2 separate regions of the Mus musculus genome follow, and region 2 is linked to region 1. A link is a loop called in an ENCODE intact Hi-C map of the cell type or tissue named here. Cell type or tissue: left cerebral cortex. All regions are shown on one strand.

The links. A loop is a pair of places that touch in the nucleus more often than their neighbours do. Peaks named below come from ENCODE experiments on the same cell type or tissue, not always from the same donor. Only the 100,000 strongest peaks of a DNase experiment are listed, where the experiment ranks them.
Region 2: it touches region 1 in a loop (4-fold over the local background); 10 of 42 quality-filtered maps call a loop at or near these places.

Annotation. Positions count from the first base shown.
Region 1 is chr8:112,908,290-112,910,789 of GRCm38, reverse strand. The region is part of intron 1 of Gm45904 (a long non-coding RNA gene); the gene reads left to right. Among named protein-coding and RNA genes, the nearest start is that of Gm45904, 13 kb to the left of the region's middle. In left cerebral cortex, a CTCF peak has its summit at 1,030 (motif pointing right); a DNase peak (open chromatin) is centred at 1,062.
Region 2 is chr8:112,570,707-112,573,206 of GRCm38, reverse strand. The region is part of intron 1 of Cntnap4 (contactin associated protein-like 4); the gene reads right to left. Among named protein-coding and RNA genes, the nearest start is that of Cntnap4, 1.9 kb to the right of the region's middle. In left cerebral cortex, a CTCF peak has its summit at 1,551 (motif pointing left); DNase peaks (open chromatin) are centred at 1,525 and 1,971; H3K4me3 peaks cover 1,466 bases; H3K27ac peaks cover 327 bases.

The DNA of each region.
Region 1 (2,500 bases):
ATTGCAAGCTTATACAACCACTCTGGAAATCAGTCTGGCGGTTCCTCAGAAAATTGGACATAGTACTACCGGTGGATCCCTAAATACCTCTCCTGTGCATATATCCAGAAGATGTTCCAACCAGTAAGAAGGACACCTGCTCCACTATGTTCATAGCAGCCTTATTTATAATAGCCACAAGCTGGAAAGAACCCAGATGCCCCTCAACAGAGGAATGGATACAGAAAATGTGGTACATCTACACAATGGAGTACTACTCAGCTATTAAAAAGAATGAATTTATGAAATTCCTAGCCAAATGGATGGACCTGGAGGACATCATCCTGAGTGAGGTAACACATTCACAAAGGAACTCACACAATATGTACTCACTGATAAGTGGATATTAGCCCAAAACCTAGGATATCCAAGATATAAGATACAATTTCCTAAACACATGAAACTCAAGAAAAATGAAGACTGAAGTGTGGACACTATGCCCCTCCTTAGAAGTGGGAACAAAACACCCTTGGAAGGAGGTACAGAGACAAAGTTTGGAGCTGAGATAAAAAGATGGACCGTGTAGAGACTGCCATATCCGGGGATCCATCCCATAATCAGCTTCCAAATGCTGACACCATTGCATACACTAGCAAGATTATGCTGAAAGGACCCTGATATAGCTGTCTCTTGTCAGAGTATGCCTGGGCCTAGCAAACATAGAAGTGGATGCTCACAGTCGGCTATTGGATGGATCACATGGCCCCCAATGAAGGAGCTAGAGAAAGTACCCAAGAAGCTAAAGGTATCAACAATATTTTTAAAAACATATTAAGTAAAGGTTTATGTAATGTCTAAGGTAATTGACTCCAAATTTCCATTTGTAAGTTTACAAAGATGAAATTGACGGGGTATCTGCTTGAAATATCTCTTTTCCTCTAAACATAACCAAACACATTTTCTAATTATATTTTTTAAAGATTTATTTATTTATTTATTTATTTATATCTTAAGTGTGTTTTGCCTGCATGTGTGTCTATGCACCACACACATGCAGTGCACACAGAGGCCAGAAGAGGGTGTTAGGACTCCTTGTTAGCTGTCATGTTCCCGCTGGGAGCTGAACCCTAGCAAAAGTAGCAAGTGCTTTTAACTGCTGAGCTATCTCTCCAGCTCCTCAGGTTAAAGAAACAATATGAACTAACCAGTACCCCCCCCCCCCGGAGCTCGTGGCTCTAGCTGCATATGTATCAGAAGATGGCCTAGTCGGCCATCATTGGAAAGAGAGGCCCATTGGTCTTGCAAACTTTATATGCCCCAGTATAGGGGAACACCAGGGCCAAGAAGTGGGAGTGGGTGAGTAGGGGAGTGGGGGGGGAGGGTATGGGGGACTTTTGGGATAGCATTGGAAATGTAAATGAAGAAAATACCTAATAAAAATAAATAAATAAATAAGCAAGCAAGCAAGCAAGAAATCACTGTGTAGAACAGGCTGGCCCAAAACAAAACTCACAGAGATTTCTTCCTACCTCTGTCTTTCAAGTGCTATGAAAGGTGTGCACTACCAAAAGAAAAAAAAAAAAGAAACACTATCTTACTATTATTTCTTGGTGCAGAGATACATTTTTTTCCAACAAAGACGACCTAAGAGATAAGAGGTTTATAGTAGTTCACATTTTAACCCATAGTCCATTATGGTAGGGAAGTCTCTGTAGCAGGAGCTTGAAGAAGCTGGTCATATGATATCCATAGCCAGAGAGGTCAGCTTGGTTTCTCCACTCTACTTAATTTAGATTGCATTTATAATTCATGTACCAGTGGTGTGTGGTGATGGTGGTGGTAGGGGTGGTGTGTGTGTATGTGTGGGCATGCAACACAGTCTGTGTTTGAAGCCTTTAGTTGGGACACTATCATTATCTAAGATAACTATATATCTATTTATCTATTGACTGGCTTTGTAGTTAATGTAAAATCAACCCCTCCCCACCCCCCATGTGTGGTTGTGTTTGTAGCTGCACCTGCTATACTGGGAGAGTGTGGAATGTTTGGAAGATAGGGCTTAGTGGAATTAGAAAGGAGAGAAAGGCATCTCTCTAACTCTCTCTCCCTCCCACCTTTCCCCTCCCCTCTCTCCCTCTCCTCTTTCTCTCTCTGCATGACTTCTGTCTGTCATGAAATAAAGAAAAAACACTCCTTCTCCCTACACTTCTGCCACCAGGATGTTCTTTCCAAGCGCACAGAGCCAAGCAACCACAGCTATGCCATCTGAGACAACTCACCCTCTTCCCTTGCTATTATATCAGGCATTTTGGTCTCTGATGAAAATAGTAGCCTACAAGTTATCCATAAATGTAACACGGCAGAGGATTTTGGCTGTGTGTTTACTACTGGATCACTAGTTTTCAGTACTAGCCGATCATTGCCCTTTAGATCATCATTCCTCAATAAATAGTGAGAGCAGCCCTCTCCCTGCCCCAGCAGGGACTTCCTCTTCTCTCAATAGCATCAACAACATACCTTG
Region 2 (2,500 bases), 340 kb after region 1:
AGAACAAGTGTAGAATAAATAAATCATCTTTCCCTTGTTCTAGTACCTCTGTCTTAGAAGGAAGTGAAGAAACCAGAGAGATGCAGGAGCACAGCCTCTCAAACAGCAAGCCCATGAGCAAGGATGCCTGCCACTGTGTTTGCACAGAAGGATGACTCAATGTAATAACAAACTTATCTCGACCTGGACATAGGCTAAAATCTTAGGGCTGGTTTCCAACTTTGAAATGTCATATGGAACACCAGAAACAAAGAATATAACCCACTCAATATATTTCTTTTTAAATATATAGGTACTAACTAGAGTCATAGAGTGTTACTGGCACATGAATTAGTAATGTGTACTTACACATAAGTGTGTGTGTGTGTGCATGCACGTGTGTGCATGCACCCCCATGCATATGTAAGAGTGGGGAGGAGAGAGGGTGGCTGTATTTGCATGGAATCTTTCTAATGCAAATTTCTCAGATGATTAAGTAGATCAATTAATATTCAAATTAGAGTTCACCTAATCCCAGGTTTACAGAGTCCCCTAGGCAAATGTTCTTATTGTTACCCAAAGGCCAACTCAGTGGATGACAGATTTTTCTCCTTGTGAGTCACTTGTAAATAAAGAAGAAAGGTGTTTACATTCACCTGAGAGGCAGGTCTTTAATTTTCTTTTGCTTATATGCAGTTCCCCCGACTTTACTTGTGGGATTTGAGATTGATTCACTTCTTATTAATAAACAATCTGGTTCAGGAGAGTTTGGGGAAGTCTCATAAGGCAACTTTGAAATGCTTGTGCTGATTCCAGTTGCCTGCCCTTTGGTTAACGCGCACCCCTGTTCATAAACTCATAATACATTGCTCCGTCTTCCAAAACTGATACCATGGTAGCATACATTTTTCTATCCCAACCCAGCAACAAGTGAACCTTGACTCCTCCAAAATGTAAAGAGTGAGGAATAATGTAAAAATTAGGAAATGAAATCTTTTGTTCTACGTTTGCATGTCACATTGTCAAAATGCCAATAAGAAATTAACTAAAAGTCACCTTAATTTTCGGAAGCCATTGAATTATAAATTTGGACACTTGAAGAAAAGTTAACTCTTAAATAGGTCTGCTAACTAAGAATTCCAAGTTTAATGTTTAAGTGTTCTTGTTCACTTCAGTTCTAGGCTCTCCACATTTATCCAATGACTTCATAGAGAAATCGAACCCCGATGGATACAGATCCAAGGTTGAAACGGCACCCGTGGGAGGCCCAGGCAGAGCTAAGCAGACATGAGCACTGGCTTCTCCTCAAATCTCAGCTGCTCACTTTTTCCCTGGCTGAGATGAACGAGGAAGGGAAGCCTTTTAATATGGATCTTCCGGTGACACTCTGTACCACATTGCAAGCGAGCAAACAAACATCCGCAGCTCACAGCCCAATTATTCATATTAATAAACTGCAAAAAGATGTGCAGGCAAGGCATAGGGAAGACAAACTGGGTTAGGCCAGCATGAAGCTCTGCCCAACTCAAGGGAAGAGCTTGTGTGCTTCGCATCGCAACAGTGACCTCTAGTGCTCCCTCTCTGATGAACCCCTGCAGCTGCAGAAGGAATTACACCTTTGCCACAGAACTTCAACTGAGCGGGTAGGTGGGTTCAGGTCTGCTGTGTATCATCCTTGTTTGTTTATTTGCTACAGCGCTTGTCAAGGCCATCACCCACAGGACCCTCTAAGATTTTGGCTAGGTGAAACTATACATATTTTACTGATTTAATGGGATTCCCACACATTCGATTTGAAATTGAATGGGAAGCACAGTCCAGCCTAGGAGTGAAGTTCTCTCCTTTGCCTTTGCAGAGTGGCAGGTAAATTCTGACATTAAATGAGCTCCTGAAAAATCATCAGTGGGTGGACACGAGCTCGTGGCAGTGAGTTCCCTGTGCCTTTCCCTCGTGAGGACTCTACAGTTAAGGCAAAAGAGGGTCTATGGCAAAGAGAGTTACCAATGTCTTGTCTCTCAAACCTAAAGCTGTCAGTAAGGCAGGTCCCATCCATTCCTGAGCAGGACTTATAACCCTTTCTTGTAAAGCAGAGAAAGAAATAGAAAGTTGTGTGTTTGCTTGGCTGTTTTTATCATACATAAAAAGAGGAAATTCTTCTATCTAAAGAATCTAAACCAAATATAAACTTTTAAAACTTTTCCTATTTCCAATGGCAAGCTGACGAAAGAGTTGGGCCAGGGTATTTTGGATGATATTTAAATTAAGCAACGAGACCATAACAAATGTTCCTCGAATCAATGAACTCAGCACTAAGACAATCAATCACAAATACATGAAGTTGAAAATTCAACCACTAGAGAACACTACTTAAGCGGGTGGTGGGGGAGGGGGAAGTCACCTGCACATTTCCCTTTAAGGGAGATGTAGGGATGGGTACCCATCCAGGAGTGCTCTTCTGCCTGAGGACACAGCTCTCCAGTGCTGAGCTGTGCCTCCACCAGTTCTGCCTGCCCCTGCCCGC